5 separate regions of the Homo sapiens genome follow, and all the other regions are linked to region 3. Evidence: chromatin contacts called from ENCODE Hi-C or POLR2A ChIA-PET data. All regions are on one chromosome and are shown on one strand. Each heading gives the region's core, a stretch centred on a gene start or an enhancer-like site at or near the end of the contact. The rest is flanking DNA. Distances are from core to core; before and after follow the strand shown. Region 1 holds the start of UBE2V1 (ubiquitin conjugating enzyme E2 V1). Region 2 holds the start of PTPN1 (protein tyrosine phosphatase non-receptor type 1). Region 3 holds the start of CSE1L (chromosome segregation 1 like). Region 4 holds the start of ADNP (activity dependent neuroprotector homeobox). Region 5 holds the start of PARD6B (par-6 family cell polarity regulator beta).

Region 1 (3,489 bases), core at 528-3,027, 1.1 Mb after region 3:
GGGCTGAGCTGCAACAGCACCTTATTGCTGGCTACCACCAGCACACTGGGCCCCTTCGTTTATTACGACCCGGTAGGAGTGTTATTCTGGTGAGAAGTTTTACCCAGCAGTCTGGCCTGACTCAGAATCTCTCTTCTGGGAGTGCCTGGGGCAGCGTCATGGTAAATGAATTGACTCAGCACTGTTCCAGCTGAAACCAAAATCGAGTAAAAGGATTCATGGTCTCCGCTATTCTGCAAGAAGACCCCACTGTTTTAAACTCAAAAGGCAGCAGCTTGTGGTGGGTCACTTCAGTCAGATCCCCCACATTCAATTTCTTTTATTCCCACCCCAACCATCAGGCAAGTATGGCTCCTTGAGACCGCAGAGTAGCAACATTTATAAAGAATTCCCCTCACCCTATTTCCCATGGATCACCAATTCCTTCCCAACACTGCCGCTGCTGTGGCCTTAAATATGCCAATGATTGCTGTACTCAGGCTGGTGTCCCTGCAGCCCCACAGTGGGGAACACTGTGGCCCTGTTTGCTTCCTCCATCAGAGAGGTAACCCATTTTCACCCCATCTGAGAGAACCTCCTTGGCCAACTTCACTGCCAGGCACCTGAGGGTGCAGCCTCACCCAAGAGTTCCCATTTCATCTATTCACCTCCCTACTCCCATCAGCCAGTGGGGAACTTCTGAGCTGAACCCACATATCTGTCCCAATTATTAAAGGAGTCGATGAGAGTGAGCGTCTCCACAGAAGAGACACTTCTAGGATATGCTTCCCTCACTCAATTCAAAAAGAGGAGACTTTTCTCCTTTACAGGAAACATCTCCGGAACCCGACCTTTTCCACTCCCTCATTTCAGGGGCTTCCCTCAGTTGAATCCCCACTCCCAAAGAGACATCCTCGGGGCTCCCAATTCATCTGTTCTCCCTCATCCAATATCAGAGGCTTCCACCAACTGCCCCACTCGGACCTTGTCCCCTGAAACCTAACTTGAAGCAATCCATCTGTATCCTCGAACAGGAGACTGGTAATGATGGGGTCATTTCACTATCACCGCTATTAGGTCCCTCTGGCATCTGAATCCTTTTCCCTCCTCTCACTTATCATGCGGAGACCCCCTTCATTCTCCCCAAAAGCAGCTGCTCCAAGGCTCCTCCTTTCTAGTCAACATAGCTATTTCCTCAGCTAACCCCATCTCTAAAACTAACGCCGGAGCCGTTCCCTCAACCGATAGGGGATCCTCTCAAGTCACCCCCTCAGGATCCCGTTTCTTCCATCCAGCCTGAAGGGCTTCTCTGATGTCCCCTCCAGACATCCCAAGGCCCCTCTCAGCCGCACCCCTGGCACCCAGTATGGGACTTCCATCCGCTGTGGGGCGCCTCCTCTAGGGGACCTCTAGATCGCCCCTTAAGAGTCGCCAGCCCCGGTATCCTCAGGAGTGCCTCGGAGCTCGCTCCTCGCCCACTCCGGCTCCCCCAGACAGCACAGAGGGCCCTCACGCCTCCCGGGGGAGCCTCAGGGCCTCGCCGCGCCGCCCACAGGCCCCTCAGCCCCCCGCCCGTGCTTCCGGCCACCGCCTGCTCCTCCTCCCCCGGTCAGGCCGCGCCGGTGGCTGCCGCGGAGCCCAGCAGACAGAGGCGGCGCGGGGACCCTGGCTCCGCTGCAGGAGGCTTTGAGGGTCCCCGGCCCCCGGCCCAAGCCCATGCCCCCTCGGCCGGCCGGGCCCGGCGCCCCCGCTCACCCGAGCCCGTGGTGGCTGCCATCTTGCGTCGCTCTTGCTTGAAGGCCGGCCCCTTCTTCACCCCCCCCTTACCCGTCCCCCGGCCCTGATGCGCAGGCGCGCGCGCACGCACATACGCCGCCGCTGACGCCCGCCCCGGAGACCTGCACGACCCGTGGCCTGGAAGGCTCTTTTCCTTCCCTTTTAGAGAAAGGAAATATCTGCGTGCTCGAGGGCCCAGCAACCTGCAAGTCCCCACACATCGGGTGCGAGGGAGGTTGTGATGTGCTTAGTGAGAAGGGCAGGGGTGACTAGGCTTGGGAAGGCGCGATTGTGAAAGAAAAAGAAAATATAGCTTCAAACAAAAGCGCCGAATTCGCTTGGGGCTTTTTCCTGTCTAGTTCCTATCTAGATCCTCACCACATCTCCGCAAGGTCAGAATTAATGTGAAAAATGCAGCCGAGAGAGATCAAGCGATTTATCTAAACTCAGCTGTTAAGTGGCAGAGACAGGCAGAATTTTAACCTCCAGGTTCAAATTTTTTGAATCATCACCCTCCAGGTCAGATGATCTGGCTCCTAGGATTGATGCTCCCCGGCCAGAGAAGGCTTGGAGTGGGTGCAGCTAAATGATTTAGGGGCATTAAGGTGGCAGGGAAAGCATTTGCTAACCATCTACCCAATTCATTCATTCATTCATTCATTCATTCGTTCATTCATTCATTCAACCAAACAAACAAACATTAAGCACCTACTATGTACCAGACACTGTGCTAGGCGCTGGGGATGGATAGACATCTCTGAAGAAGCAAATCCCTGCTTTCAGGGACTTACATTCTAGTCGTAGACAGCAAGTAAATAAACAGGAAACTATAATTCTGATAGGGTAGAGATAAACCAAGACAAGAGCAGCAGAGGATGGTCAGGAAGGGCCTCCTAAGGTGGTCATATTTCAGCAGAGACCGTAACAATGAGGAGGTAGAGGGAACAGCTTGTGCAAAGGCCCTTGGGAAATATTTTTGCAAATAAATAAACCCAAGAAGGTACTCCTCCTTTATTATAAATTGTCTGAGAAGCCCTTATATGGATGTAGACACTGAGGCTGAGAGAGGTGAAGGGACTGGCTTAAGGTCACAGAGCAAAATACTGGCAGAAGGACCAGGACTCTAAACATAGAGGGACAAGGAAGCTGGAAGCCCTCACCCAGCACATCCAATTCATCACCTTTGTCTGATAGCAGTGCCTACTCTGCATCTCTCCACTCCGTTCACTTCTCCACTCAGGGCAAGCTGCCTTTATCTCCCACTTGGAAGACCCCAGCAGCTTCCATTCTCTCCCCTATGGCCCATTCTCCATATAGACCAACATCTGCTCAAAACACCCTCCAGCTAAAGCCTTCAGTGGCTCCCCATTCCCTCTGGATAAAATACAAACTTTACAAGTTGAGCGACCATAGAATTATCACCTAATGAGGACACACATCAGATTAAAAGGGGACTTATTATAATCTCACCAGGACAAGTGGAAACCAGGGCTCTCCAGGGCAAAGCAGGATGCCTGGACACCCTGTGCACCAGGCTCTGCACCCAGGGCAGGGACGAGGATGGGGTGGTCAGATTTAACGGGGCTTTCACTCAGGTCCTGACTCCGCACTTGCACAGCGCTGCAGGTGAGTGACTCCTTAAAATCTGCACCCTAGGGCAGGGCATGGTGGCTCACACCTGTAATCCCAGCACTTTGGGAGGCCGAGGTGGGCAGATCACCTGAGGTCAGGAGT
Region 2 (3,186 bases), core at 529-3,028, 1.5 Mb after region 3:
TGGGTCCAGGAACCTGCATTATTCAACACACTTCCCAGGTGACCGTAAATGTCAAAAGACAAAATTACAACAAACTTAAACATCTTAATTGGCTTCATTCATGATTCTAGAATCGGGCAAGACTTCATTCCTCAAAATAGCACAAGTGTCCCAATGAGCTGAGCAGAGGAGGTTGGTTTTATAGACAGAAAAGGGCTGAAAAAAGCAGAAACAAAGAACAAAAAGCAGATTGGTCATTTCAAAGTTACTTTCCTTGTAAGGCAGGAACAGGGAAACAGAACAAGAGAGAAATAACTGATTGGTCGCATCGGGTTACTTCAGGTTACTTTTTGTTGTAAGGATTAAAGCAAAGGGAACTTCATTATGTTGATTAAAACGGTCTGCTTGGGAAATCAGGGTGTGTATCTCTCTTCTGATTTTGTGAAAGGTTATCAGTCTGATGATGTAGAACTTTAGCATGAGTGACTCCATTTTGATTTTTAGTCTAGTCTGTTGAGACCCTAATGCCAGAACTTTTTTTGTTTGTTTGTTTCGCTCTTGTTGCCCAGGCTGGAGTGCAGTGGAGCTATCTTGGCTCACTGCAACCTCTGCCTCCAGGGTTCAAGCGATTCTCCTGCCTCAGCCTCCCAAGTAGCTGGGATTACAGGCATGCGCCACCACGCCCGGCTAATTTTTTTTTTTTTTTTTTTTTTTAGCAGAAACCGAGTTTCACCATGTTGGTCAGGCTGGTCTCGGACTCTTGACCTCAGGTGATCCACCTGCGTCGGTCTCCCAAAGTGCTGGGATTACAGGTGTGAGCCACCACACCCAGCCCTTTTTTTTCAAGACAGGGTCTCTCTCTGCCACCCAAGGTGGAGTGCAGTGGCGCCAAAACAGCTCACTGCAGCTTCCACCTCCTGGGCTCAGGTGATCTTCCTGCCTCAGCCTCCCCAGCAGCTGGGCCCCACCACACCGGCTAATTTTTTAACTTTTAGTAGTGACGAGGTCTGATTCTGTTACCCAGGCTGGTCTGGAACTCCTGGCCTCAAGACATCCGCCTGCCTCTGCCTCCCAAAGTGCTGGGATTACAGATGTAAGCCACCGCGCCTGGGCTCCTATGATTTTTATTTAACATAATGCACCATGGAATTTGTGCTCTGCTTAGTTCAGTCTGAGCAGGAGTTCCTTGATACTTCGGGAAACACTGAAAATCATTCCATCCCCATCCATTCATTCCTGCAGCACCCAAGTGGAAATTCTGCGTTTCAGACAGGGACACTACCCTTAGAGAGCAGTGGGCTTCCCCAGCAGCGTAGTGAAACATGATACTCCTGAGTTTCATGAAAAAAGGGCAGACATCTGGCCAGAGCTGGGAGGCAGGAAATAGAGCACGGTGCCCTCCTCCCATACTCCAGCTTGGATTACTGAGGCTGGGGCCCAGGCCCTGCAGGAAAGGAGGTGCATGACTACTTTAAGGCCACTCACTCTGTGACTCAACGGGCCGGGTCGGGGCTGGAACTCAATGCCCTCCCGGGCCTGGAGAGCCCACGCGCCGTGGGCGGGGCTCCCGGGGTCGCCTAGGCAACAGGCGCGCGCCGCGCCCGAGCCCAGAGCCCCAAAGCGGAGGAGGGAACGCGCGCTATTAGATATCTCGCGGTGCTGGGGCCACTTCCCCTAGCACCGCCCCCGGCTCCTCCCCGCGGAAGTGCTTGTCGAAATTCTCGATCGCTGATTGGTCCTTCTGCTTCAGGGGCGGAGCCCCTGGCAGGCGTGATGCGTAGTTCCGGCTGCCGGTTGACATGAAGAAGCAGCAGCGGCTAGGGCGGCGGTAGCTGCAGGGGTCGGGGATTGCAGCGGGCCTCGGGGCTAAGAGCGCGACGCGGCCTAGAGCGGCAGACGGCGCAGTGGGCCGAGAAGGAGGCGCAGCAGCCGCCCTGGCCCGTCATGGAGATGGAAAAGGAGTTCGAGCAGATCGACAAGTCCGGGAGCTGGGCGGCCATTTACCAGGTGCGGGAGCGCCCCGGAGCGTGGCGGGCCCTTCGCTTAGGCCGCTTGAACATCCCCTCAGACCTCCAGGCCCCAGACTCCCTCTGGGTCTTGCCCTCTGCCTCGCTCCTACTGCTTGAGGATTCGATGGGACAGCGACGCACTGCGTCCCCCCACCCTTTGTCCCCGGGGCGGGCGTGTTTCTCGCCGCAGCGTCGGAGCCCCCTTCGATCCCCCACCTCCCTTCTGTTCTCCAGCTCGGGTGATCTCTCAAGCCGGGGGACCGCCGGTCTGTGCTCTCAACGCGAATCCCTCGCACCCCGACCCCGCCCCCTGCCTGTCCACTCTTTGTCCCCTGGGGTGATTTAGCACCCCCACTATTTCCTTTTCTGGAGTGGACCACCTCAGACTCTCTTCCTTTGTCTCCCTGGGGGAAAAGGTTACTCCCCCCGTCCCTCCTTCACATTTCCTTTCCCCTAGTCTCAGTGTGCGTCGAGTCCCAGAGATGACAGTCCCCTTTCCCCTTTCTGTTCATTCATTTATTGGATAGGAGTTGGCAAGCTTATTCTGTGCTAGGCACCGCTTAGGCATTGGAGGTGGTGTTTGCTAATCAGGACAGGCAAGATCCTAGCCTTAGTGGGGCCTAGAGTCGAATAGGGCAATCAAACACAAAAGCAAATAATTTCAGATAGTGACAGGTGCTGTGAAGAGAACGACTTCCTAACGGGGTACAGGGTGACTGCATAGAAGGCCGGCTGTCTTAGAGAAGGGGATCAGGGAAGGCCTGTCAAAGGAGGAGACATTTGCTTTGTGAGCTGAACCAAGAGGAGCAGAAAGCCGTGAGAATATGGGGCTAAAGAACCTTCTAGCCAGGAGGCCTGCGGTACCCACTCCATTGGGGCCATGATATTATTCTTTCAGGCAGGGACTCAGGAAGGTTAACGTTTTAACCCTCTCTAAAATAGCATCTTTCCTCAATGAGCAGCTTAGTCTTTGGTCGTGGCAGAGATGACCTTGTCTTAGGAGTCATCTCCTTGTGTGTTAAAAAGTTAGGAAAGGAGGGTTTCTCATATATCTATAAAACAAGTAGTTAAAAACACAAAGAGCTCTTCCTTTCACAAGCAGCTGAATAAGATACATACTCCCAATTAAATGTCATTGCGGGGGTTGTTAAGATTAACTAAAACCACACTTGCACAGTATCTTAAATAAGCGATATAC
Region 3 (3,421 bases), core at 186-2,685:
TAAAAGAAAAAAAAAAAAAAAAAAAAAGCCCTGGCCAGGCGTGGTGGCTCATGCCTGTAATCCCAGCACTTTGGGAGGCCAAGGCTGGCGGATCACAAGGTCAGGAGTTCAAGATCAGCCTGGCCAATATGGTGAAACCCCGTGTCTACTAAAAATACAAAAATCAGCGGGGCATGGTGGCGGGCACCTGTAGTCCCAGTAACTTGGGGGGCTGAGTCAGGAAAATTGCTTGAACCTGGGAGGCAGAGGTTGCAGTGAGCTGTGACAGCACCACTGCACTCCAGCCCTCCAGCCTGGGCGACAGAGCAAGACTCTGTCTTTAAAAAAAAAAAAAAAAAAGAAAAGCCCTTGCTGTATAGAATCCCTTAGGTTATGGATGGGGAGGAGGGCAGGGGTTTAGGAGGGGAGAAGCGGAAGGAGGAACAAAATAAAGAAGAGACAATTAGTTGGAGAGTGATAAATACCATAATGATATCATGGAACTAGGCTTACCAGATCAAACACTGGGCACCCAGTTCAATGTGAATTTCAGATAAGCAATGCATGATTTTTAAGTATAAATATGTCCTACACAGTATTTATACTAGAAAATTATAAATTTTTTTCTAAAATTTACATTGACCTGGGCAGCCTGCATTTTATTTGCTAAACCTGGCAACCCTAATTTGTGTGCTGGGTGGTGGTGAGTGGGCAATTTCAGATAGGCCTCTTTTGTGGAGGTGACATTTGAGCTGGAACCTAAATGTAAAGAAGGAGCCAATCATTCAGGAATCTAGAACATCCCAGCACAGGGAACAGCAAGTATAAATGCTCTAAAGTGGAAATAAGCTTGGAGCTTAGAGGAACAGGAAGAAGGTGGGGTGGCGGAGCTGAGTGAGGGTGAGGAGAGGAGGGAAGCGGAAGGTGATGAGGGCAGGCAGGCTGGCAGGGGCCAGATCCCATATGGTTTGTGGGCTGTAATAAGAGTACCAAAACTTACATACCAGGCCAGGCGCGGTGGCTCACGCCTGGAATCCCAGCATTTTGGGAGGCCAAGGTGTGCGGATCACTTGAGGCCAGGAGTTCGAGACCTGTCTGGCCGTGTCTCCCTCTAAAATAGAAGCTCCAAGAGGGGCAGGAAGTTCTCTTCCGTCTTAGACCCTATGTGCACGACCTTGGATCGATCAACATTGAACACCTCCTACGTGCCAAGCCCTGACATCAAAATGGGTCAGAAGCCAGCAGCCGCTCGCTGAATCTGTGTTCCTCTTTGGAAAACGAGAACCGTGAAGCCTGCTGGCATGGTCAGAGCCAAAGAGCATTGTCACTTGTGAGATCAGCGCAGAAACAGAGCGGGGCCCCGATTGGCCCTTCGAACTTGGGTGGGGCCAGAGCATTCCTGGCCCCGCCCCCTGCAGCGGGCCGCTCGCTCATGCGCTCTGGCCTCAGGCTCGCTGTCGCGCCATTTTGCCGGGGTTTGAATGTGAGGCGGAGCGGCGGCAGGAGCGGGTAGTGCCAGCTACGGTCCGCGGCTGGGGTTCCCTCCTCCGTTTCTGTATCCCCACGAGGTGAGGCGCGGGGCGTGCACGGCCTACCAGAGTGGCTCTTGGGGCCCAGCTGAGGAAGGGATGAGGCGCTCCCGGTACTAACGAGCGCTAGGGAGTGAGAACCGCGCCTCTGGGCGAGAGCGGAATGTGGGCCCGGGGTTCGGGTGGTGCGCTCAGGCAAGGTCTTCGGCTTCCCTAGGGAGCGCTTGCCGCGCCTCGCGGCATCCTAGGTCTCTGGCCCAGGTGCGGCGACCCCAGGGCCTGTGAGGGCTGAGGGCAACTGAGGCGCGGCCTAACGCGAGCCTGCGGATTGCCCGCCCTTTCCTCTCCATCACGGCGCTGATTGGCTGCGCCGCCGCCTCTCCGCTCGGGAAGGCCGCTCCTTATTGGTCGCGCTCGCATGTCCATTCTCTGCGACGGTGGCTGCTAGCCGCGCGAGCTGAGTGTGCGGCGGCGAGGCCTGCCCGGGCGGGGACTGCGGGCGCGTGGAGCTGCGGCTGCCTCGCGTCGTCCCTTGCCCTAACTCTAGTGAAGCCCCCGAACTCACCCTTCTCTAACCTCTGTACTTGTATCCCTGACTGTAAAACGGGCATCGTGATCTCACTTTGCTGAATTGTTTGTGAGAATTCTAGTCGGTACACCCGGGACATAGAAATCCCCTGTAACGCGGGTTGGGGGAGGGTTCCCTCGTTTTGGGAGAAACGCTGTGCTGTGGTGGTTCGGAGCATAGACTTTGGAATTAGATCGCCTGGGTTCATTCCAGACGTAGCCTCTCGTTAGGGGTGTAACTTGAGGCTGGTCACCTCATCTCACTGAGCCTCCATTTCCTTAGCTGCAAAATGGGGTTAATAACAGAATCTACCTCGGAAAGTGGCTTTGAGGATGCGCTGAGTTATTTACCGTGGTTTACAAAGGTTCCCTGGGAGCTGACGGTTGTTTATTCATCTCTCCCACCCATCTTTCTCCTTAGCCAGTGTGGCTTTCTGTTTCTTCCATATTCCAGGGTTATTCCGATTTAAAATTATTTGCACATGCCTTTTGTTTGCTGGGGAAGTACCAACATTTTTGCAAGGCAGGCCGCCTCTCCCAAGTTTCCCTCACCTTAGGCCTCCCCTAACCAACCTCTTCTTTTGTTTTCTTTTTCTTTTTCTTTTCTCTTTTCTTTTTTTTTTTTTTTTTTTTTTTTTTTTGAGAGAGAGAGTCTCGCTCTGCCTCCCAGGCTGGAGTGCAGTGGCGCGATCTCGACTCACTGCAACCTCCGCCTCCCGGATTCAAGCGATTCTCCTGCCTCAGCCTCCCGAATAGCTGAGACTACAGGTCTGAGACTACACGCCACCACACCCGGCTAATTTTTGTATTTTTATTAGAGACGGGGTTTCACCATGTTGATCAGGCTGTCTAATCAACCTGTCTAGGACCTTTCTCCCATGGCTCTCCATCAACATCACCTGGTTTTAGTTACTTCATAGCATTTACTAACACTTACTTATTGCTTACTTGTTATCTTTCTCAACTGCTAGAATGTAAGCTGTTTGAGAGCAAGGACCTTGTCTGTCTTGCTTACTTCTCTCTCCCTGGTGGGTGCCATCCCACCTGTGCTTGCCACATGGTAGATGCACAAGTATTATTCTTCCTTGGAGGCACAGAAGGGGACCCTTTAGTCTTGGATTCCACCAATTGCTCTTTTTCTCACCTTGGGCCCACATAGTCATATCTTTGGCCTTTCTCTGTGTGTGTCTCTCTCTTTTTTTTTTTTTTTTTTGACATGCTTTCAGAGGATCCTAATGGACCTCGTCTCTCCGCTCCTACAACCCTTTATCTTTCACTTCTTACCATCAGTGCAAGGGAAGTCTCTCTCCCCTTCTGATTACTTCTGCTGGTTGGGGTCTGGGACA
Region 4 (3,642 bases), core at 174-2,673, 1.9 Mb after region 3:
CTTTTCCAGCAGACAGGGATCAAGGTTGGGGGGGAGGGGAAGGCAGGCAGGCCTCCCAGAGGAAAGAAGAGGTGAATACGAGTGTGTTCACAAAACTACTCCCCATTCATTACATTAAAAAAAAATCTTTTTGCAGCTCTCTGGATTTCCATTTTCTACCACCTTACTGCAAAGTTGGGGCTCAGAATGTTCGAAAGAGGTGCTGACCAGGCAGCTGAGATTGGGGAAAAGGGATGGTGGTGAACTGTGGTCAGGATAAGAGGAAAGCTGGCAGGTTGGGGAAGAAGGATTGCACAGGGGAGGCAAAGACTCACTCCATGCCATGCATGCTCCCCGCCCCCCCCAACCCCGTCCCCCCTCCCCCAGGTAAGGGTGGGCAGACCTGGCAGAAGGCTGGTTCAAGGCATGGGGGTGTGCGTGGGGGGGCTCCTTTTGGGGGTGGGGGGCGGACGGGATTAGTTCCAGGATGGGAGAAGCTCGGTTCTGGCTGGGGGAGATGCCCTTAGCTGCAAAAGCTCCGGGCGGCCAGGCAGAGTGCTGGCCTCGGTGGGCTCACAGGGCGGAGAAGGGGGTCGGGCTGCAGGAGGAGGCGCCTGGACCTCCGGAGCAGAGTCGGGTAGCGGTCCGTGCCGGGACGGGGGACCCGTCGGCGCCGGGGTGTGCAAAGGAGCGTGTGTGCGGCTGGAGGGCGGCGATGCGAACAACAATGCGCCCGCGCCCGGGGCCAGGCTGCACTGGCGGCCGCGCGGGCCGGGGTCGGGAAGCCAGGCAGGGCAGGGCCGCGGGTCCGCGCGCGGCGGCGCCGGGCTTACCTTGACTCGGCCTCGAGGCGCGCGCGGGGCCGGCGTGCTCGGGGGCCGGACAGCGGCGGCGGCGGCGGGCGGATGGCGGCGGCACGGCGGTGGCGGCAGCGGGGAGGGCGCGCCCGGGGCCTCGTCGCGCTCCGGCTCGGCGGACTCCGGCTCGCGCCGCGGCCGCGGGTGCTGCCGGGGGGCGCGGCGGGCGCAGCAGAGCGGCGGGCGGCGGCGGCGTCGTCGAGCGGTGCAGACAAAGGAGGGGCGGAGGGAGGAGACGGAGGGTGTGGGAGAGGCGGCTTCACCGGCGCGGGCGGCGGCGGCCGCGCTCCTCTCGCTCCTCAGCAGCGGGGACCGAGAGAGGGAGCTGTGTCTGAGAAGACGCCAAAATCCCCCTTAGCGCTGCCTGCGGGAGGGGGAGGGGGCACAAGATGGCGGCGGCCGGGGGGGGGGGGGCGGGAGTTCAGCTCATGGATCCCGGCGGGCGGCGGAGGGGAGACCGGGCCGGCGGAGGCGGCGGCGGCAACGGGCGGGGGAGGGGGCTGATCCCGCGTCTCCCCTCAGCAGACAATACAAGCGCCTCGGACCGAGTCCCCGAACCTGCCCTAGCCAAAATGGCGGCCGAGAAAGAGCGGAAGTGACGTAAGTGCCTCATTAGCATAAGAGGACTCATTGTCCAGCTAAATAGGGGGGGGCAGTGGGGACAGCACCCCTAACCCCCTTTTCCCCAGGGGGGGTTCCTCTTACTCCCACCCCTGCTTGCACCTAACTTTTCCTGAGGGAGGGTGCTCTCAGCACCCCCACCCCCGCTTGAGGGAAATTATATAATCCCCACTGAGGGGGGAGCTCTCGCGAGAACCAGGCGGATTTGCCATTGACCCACTAGGAGGCGCCGCGGATAATGGCCGCAGTGCGCTCCCGGGGCCCGTGTGCTCGGCGGGCGCCTTCCTCTGGCCGCAGCGCCGGCGGCGGAGGCAGAAGCAGCGGGCCGCAGCACGCCCAGCACTCAGTCAGGTGGCCGTGCTGGGGATCCCTGCGCGGGCCCAGCTGGGCCTGGACTACATCTGGCGGGAGGGGTGTGCGGGGCGGCCTGGGGCGGCTCCACGTGCTCAGATGCCCGCGCTTCCACGGCTGAGAAGCGGCGGGAAGGCGCCGGGACACCTGGCCGGTCGCCCCTGACGCCTCCTGCCTTAAATGAGGTGTGAGGGCCTCGTGCTTCACACAGCGACTTGAGATGAGACACAACCCCATGGATGCCTTAGCCCTTCCTGGTGGGGTATTCGGTGCAGAGGGGCCGAGATTTTATTAAGGTCCGCCGTTACCCTGTGACTTGACATTCTTCCCAGTCACAGTGATGGACTCTTCTCTGACCTGAATAAAAAAAAAAATGGGAATCCTAGTGCCTTGAGGCCACCCAACTGGTGAAACTTAAGGATGAGAAGTGATGTTGCCAATAGGGGCATTGGCTCTCTGCAAGATCCTTAAACAACACACTTTGTAGTCCTAGGGACATAGCTTTTGGTGCTCCCACAATCTGGGTAGCATAAGACAGCACATGGTTGCTTTGTAAATTTAGGTCAATCCCAACCAATACATTATCTCCTCAACATTTTTGAACCAACCTTTTAAAGTAGGTTGTTCAAAGTAACATTATGATTTAAAGTATCATTGGTTGGTTAAATGTATTGACAAGTAATAGATGTCAATAGTGAGGAATTAACCAAGCCTGTTTCCTTAATATGTGATCTTTAGGTAAATACACCTGTCTTTTGCTGTTTCTTTACATTTCAAGTTAACATAGTTTCAAGCCATACTTAACATCCGAAAATAATCTGAGTTCGCTGCAAGTAGTATAAATTGTGGTTACACATAGCTGTTCAACATCTAAGACTTCAGTTAGCCCTGTTTAACAAACTTTTATACAACACATTTCTGCAATTGTGATAAAATGTATCTTTAAAAGCCAAGTCAGTATTTCAAGGGAAAACAGCTGAAAAAAGTCGTGGAAAAAGGGGTTGGGGCAAAGCATTTGATTCAGAAAACTAAAGAATCTAATTACACACTGCAGAAGACAGATAAAAACTAATATGAAATAAGCAAAGTAAGTTTAAGTTTAGTTTTTCTTAGATATACTTAGATTCCATATAGTGATAATACAAATACAAGGGAAAACATCTGGATTTCATCTTTGGCCTCATTTACAAAGCAAAATGGGATGCTGGATTCAGATGTAAATATTTAATTTTACAGTGTTTAAGCACCAGATTTACTACAAAAATGCATCTAAATATTCCAGATTCTTTTCTAAATGACTTCCAAATGCTATGAGTCTTCACTGCTCAAATACTCTATGGTAAATTCCAAGAGTGACAGTGTTGTGATAATGATTGTGTGAATAACTAAAAAGATTTAAAAGGCAAACATTATCTACTCTAGTGAGTATCTGAGAAGGCAGTACTATCTATATTAGGTTCTCTAAGGTTGTTACTTAATTTCTGCTCCACATACTTGACACTGAGAACTCAACTTTGAGTTTAGGTTAAGAAAAAATAAATTCTAACCACTCCAAAAAAACTGAGAATATTACATTTCTATTATCTTAGCTTAAAACTAATTTCACATCAAGCACTGATGAATTTTCTTCTTGTTATGAATGAGAGAAGTTTCTTCCCTAAGGAAAGCAGTTCCCTCACTGGCCAGCTGGACAGTTCTGGACATAAGGGAAACAGAACAAGAGTGGCCCTTATTGGAATGTGTACTATGGGTTCAACTATAGAAGCGTGGGAGGGGGTGGTTTTAATGTTCGAAATGACACCACAGGTTTTATAGTCTGGGATTCATTTCTGGT
Region 5 (3,574 bases), core at 575-3,074, 1.7 Mb after region 3:
TCCGGCTGAACTTGAGTCACCTCCTATGTGCTTTCAAACAGGGGGTGGAGGCAGCTTGCTTATTTATTATACAGCTTGGATTGGTGTCCTTTCCACCTGTGCTGCCACAGGTGGCCAGAAAAACCTTAAATCCTCCCACAAAACGTCTGGTTACCTGAATCCTCCAGAGGGAAAAAAATGAGCTTCTCGCCTTTGAACCCAAGTGGGGCAAAGAGCCTGCAGAAGGGACACCCTCAGTGGCAGCACCCAGCAAAGACCCATCTGAGTACCCGCTGGGAGTCGGGTTCTGTGCCACTCAATGCCAGCAAAGCACAAGCCGTCCCTGCGCCTTCGGGAGCTTTCATTCTAGGCTGGTGGCAGATTACTCACAAAACTCAGATGCACACAAAAATGGGAAACCTGTAACTTGTAACAAGTGCTGGGCAACAGGGGTACAAGTGTTAGGAGGCCTCCGAGGTGGGCAGGGAGATGAGGGGAGGAAGGTACCCTAACCACTCTTCTTGCCAAATCTCAGGTTGGACCTTCCCCTCCACCTCCATTCCCCTGCCCCCTTCCTGGCTTGCAGGTTTCAACAGCTCTTGGATTCCCGGGTCCCACAGGGAGACCTTGGGACCTGGGAATCTCCTCCAGCCAAAAGCTTCAGTCTTCTCCTCTCCTCCCCATGACCCACAGGGTCTGTGTGAAGAGAGGCCGGGCTCTGGGACGTTCAGAGAGGAGGATTCAGCGTTTTGTTGCTCTGGGACACAGCTTGGTCACTCCGGGAAACGAACACAACCTAGAGGCTGTCATTTGTAGAAACAGCGAATGGCCAAGGAATGGCGGGAGGAGGGAAAAGGAAGACTTTTAAAGAAAAAAAAAAAAAGCCCTGAAAGACTGGACTAGAAATCCTCAGGGAGGCTGGGCCTGCAAGGAGCCTTCCCGCGCCTCAGCCCACTTTCCTTCCCTCTCGACCTGACGGACTTAAGGCGTGCAGAGTCTCTTCGGACAAAATGAAGCCAAGAGAGCCCTAAGCTTCTCCCCCAGCAACCGCTGCAGAGGCGGGAAAACTTGAATTTTGCAACCAAGAGTTGCAGCGGGACGCCTAAGCAACGATAAGGGGCGGTGGAGGGGCGTCGTTGGGGGCTGCAGCATCCCAAAGTGGAAGCGGGAAGGGGGCCCGGCTGGAACCGAATAGCCCCGCAGCGCCTCGGCAACCGGACGGGCGGCGCATCCAATCCCCTGGACCGTGCGTGTGACTGGCGCGCGCTAAGCGGCGCGAGCCCCGGCGGAGCCGGGCAACCAGGCGCGCGCTCGCGCGTGCGCAAAAGGCCCACCCAGCCGAGCCCTTCTTCAGGTGCGCTCGCGCTTCCGGCCGGCCTCCCCGCGTGCCTTCCCGGGGCGGAAACTCCAGCACCCGCGCATGCGCCTTCTGGCTCTCCGGCCTGAAGCGGGGCGGAGGGCCATGGCTTCAGGTGATCCCGCCCCTCCCTCGTAGCGCAGGACCAATCGTGCGGTGGTAGGCGGGGTTTTGAGGAGGCAGCCCGCCCACGCACCGCGCGAGGCGTGTATCGATTGGTTGGCGCCGCGGGCGCAGGTGCGCGCTTTCTATTGGGTGTGGGCGGAACGCGAGGGATTGCGGCATCTTCGGGGGCTGCAGGTGAGCGCGCGCACGCGCCGCGGCTGTGGTCCGCTCGGGTGCGCGCGCGCGGGCTCGCGGGGGAGGCGGCAGAGGGAGAGGTTGCGGCGCTTGTGGCCTCCGCTCCGCCCCCTCCTCTCCTCCAGCGCTGTCGCCGTCGCCGCCGGGGCCCGGAGGGAGGGAGCTGCTTCCCCGCCTGCCGCGCCACCAGTCCGACCCTCGGTCCCGCCGTGTGAGCAGCTGGTGGAGTGGAGCTCAGCGCGGACGCCGGAGCTGCGGCCGCCCCCTCTGCAGGTGCCTGTGAGGAGGCGCCCGGGCCGCAACCGCTTTCCGAGATCCCCAGTCGCGCACTCGCTCCCCGCGCTCCTGAGGGGCCGCCCGGCCGGAGGAGGCCGTCGCGGGGCTCGGCGTTCAGCATGAACCGCAGCCACCGGCACGGGGCGGGCAGCGGCTGCCTGGGCACTATGGAGGTGAAGAGCAAGGTGCGCGGGGCCCGGGCTGGGCGGAGCGGCGGGCCTGGGGGGCCGGGGCCTGGGAGAGGCCGGGCCAGGCTCGGAGCGCCGGGGGAGGCGACGGGCTGAGCTGCCCCGGGGTCTGGACGGTGCGGTCGGGAGACTGTGGGTAATAAACTTGCCGAGGAGGGGGTGGCGGGGGTCAGGGGGCGCTAGTGTCCGCCCCTGGCCCGGGCAGGAAGAAGACCTAGTCCAGCATTTAATCTCATTCCGTAAATCTCATTCCCGTGTTCACGGACGGGAGTAGGGGCCAAGGTATATCCAAGGATGGCGCACACTGAGTGAAATGCGAGGCTGCTCAAAAGGTGTAGGAGAATCCTGCCTGCTGGGCTGTGAGTAAAGGGCCCTGGACCACCCCGTTGTTCCCACTTTCTGTGGTTAAGGGGCGCATCGAGTGGCGAAGGAGAGAGCCCAGTGAACTAAACAGCCCTTTAAAAGTTCGCTTTGCTTCCTGCTGGCGCTCTTTCTAGCACTAACTTTGGTATGCATTTAATCTGTAAAATTAGTACTATCACCTTACGTTGGAGTAGCACTTTACAGTTTGACTCTAGATGCTCTTTTCATTCCATCCTGCTACCTACTCACATCAAGTGCTTTTCCCCTTGACCAACGGTATGCCAATCTGCTGATAATTACTTCGGTATTCACTGAATTTCTAAATCTCAAGGCTCAGTGAGCAGGGTAGTCTGTAGGGAGGGATTAGTTAGGGAATGCCTTCCAAAGGGGGTTTTGAGCTGGAATTTGAAGGTGATCGGCAGCCAAGGGAACACTTTCAGCAAGCGTTTCTTGAGTTGAAGAGTTAAAAGGAGCTTAGATAATCTAGCCCAATTCTCTGAGAAGACTGAGGCTTAGAAAGGTTATGACTTCCTCAAGCTGTTTTTTTGCAAAGCCTTCATGCCTTTTTAATAACTTCTAGACATTGCAGAATACAAAACAGGACACTGGCTGGGCCCTGAGAACATTTAAAATAGAATTGAGAAGGCCAAAACACAGAAAAGGAGAAAATTGAAAGTATATCAATTTCAAAAAAAAAAAGTAATGGAGCATCATAGATGGTAAGACTACTAAGGAGTATGTAAAATCAAGGAGTGATTTGAGTGAGGTACAGTGGAGTAAGGAAAGCTTCCTAGAGCCTCTAGGTAGAATAGTTTTATTGTCTAGGGTTGATAAGCAAAGTTCTGTAAGTTTCTGTAACTGAGAATCACATCGAGAAAATCGACATTCGTTTGTAACATCATTAAAAAATGTGATTTGAGTCTGGGCGCGGTGGCTCACGCCTGTAACCCCAGCACTTTGGGAGGCCGAGGCGGGTGGATCACCTGAGGTCAGGAGTGCCAGACCAGCCTGGCCAACATGATGAAACCCCATCTCTACTAAAAATACAAAAAATTTTTAGCCGGCCGTGGTGGCACATGCCTGTAATCCCAGCTACTTGAGAGGCTGAGGC

The links. A loop is a pair of places that touch in the nucleus more often than their neighbours do. ChIA-PET counts read pairs that join two places held with the same protein, here RNA polymerase II (POLR2A). Pooled maps may share reads with other maps.
Region 1: a loop to region 3 is called in a map of B cell, with 32 times the contacts of the local background. The contact joins the promoter of UBE2V1 here to the promoter of CSE1L in region 3. A Hi-C loop is called at or near these places in 3 of 168 maps with a recorded cell type or tissue (B cell, CD4-positive, alpha-beta memory T cell and CD8-positive, alpha-beta T cell) and 9 of 50 pooled maps.
Region 2: a loop to region 3 is called in a map of ascending aorta, with 9 times the contacts of the local background. The contact joins the promoter of PTPN1 here to the promoter of CSE1L in region 3. A Hi-C loop is called at or near these places in 1 of 168 maps with a recorded cell type or tissue (ascending aorta) and 6 of 50 pooled maps. POLR2A ChIA-PET finds 5 or more read pairs at or near these places in 1 of 52 experiments (T-cell).
Region 4: a pooled map shows a loop between it and region 3 (8-fold over the local background). The contact joins the promoter of ADNP here to the promoter of CSE1L in region 3. A Hi-C loop is called at or near these places in 5 of 50 pooled maps.
Region 5: a loop to region 3 is called in a pooled map, with 12 times the contacts of the local background. The contact joins the promoter of PARD6B here to the promoter of CSE1L in region 3. A Hi-C loop is called at or near these places in 1 of 168 maps with a recorded cell type or tissue (B cell) and 7 of 50 pooled maps. POLR2A ChIA-PET finds 5 or more read pairs at or near these places in 1 of 52 experiments (GM10248).

Annotation. Positions count from the first base shown.
Region 1 is chr20:50,111,373-50,114,861 of GRCh38, forward strand. It overlaps UBE2V1 (ubiquitin conjugating enzyme E2 V1), which reads right to left and starts at 1,778. Exons shown (of 4, transcript NM_001032288.3): 1 at 1,735-1,778. The coding sequence starts at 1,756. All of the region lies in intron 5 of PEDS1-UBE2V1 (PEDS1-UBE2V1 readthrough), which reads right to left. RefSeq lists a silencer at 1,306-1,845 and enhancers at 2,016-2,125, 2,130-2,697.
Region 2 is chr20:50,508,605-50,511,790 of GRCh38, forward strand. It overlaps PTPN1 (protein tyrosine phosphatase non-receptor type 1), which reads left to right and starts at 1,779. Exons shown (of 10, transcript NM_002827.4): 1 at 1,779-1,986. The coding sequence starts at 1,924. RefSeq lists enhancers at 953-1,540, 1,753-1,852 and a silencer at 1,413-1,642.
Region 3 is chr20:49,044,877-49,048,297 of GRCh38, forward strand. CSE1L (chromosome segregation 1 like) reads left to right here and starts at 1,436. Exons shown (of 25, transcript NM_001316.4): 1 at 1,436-1,547. CSE1L-DT (CSE1L divergent transcript) reads right to left here and starts at 1,180. Exons shown (of 2, transcript NR_110625.1): 1 at 984-1,180. RefSeq lists enhancers at 1,059-1,208, 1,759-1,828, 1,794-2,434.
Region 4 is chr20:50,930,014-50,933,655 of GRCh38, forward strand. ADNP (activity dependent neuroprotector homeobox) reads right to left here and starts at 1,424. Exons shown (of 6, transcript NM_001282531.3): 1 at 813-1,424. ADNP-AS1 (ADNP antisense RNA 1) reads left to right here and starts at 971. Exons shown (of 3, transcript NR_110009.1): 1 at 971-1,041; 2 at 1,362-1,436. RefSeq lists enhancers at 253-1,043, 1,463-1,582 and silencers at 643-822, 963-1,012, 1,163-1,382, 1,682-1,869, 1,733-1,912.
Region 5 is chr20:50,729,756-50,733,329 of GRCh38, forward strand. It overlaps PARD6B (par-6 family cell polarity regulator beta), which reads left to right and starts at 1,825. Exons shown (of 3, transcript NM_032521.3): 1 at 1,825-2,097. The coding sequence starts at 2,032. RefSeq lists an enhancer at 928-977 and silencers at 1,168-1,377, 1,478-2,267.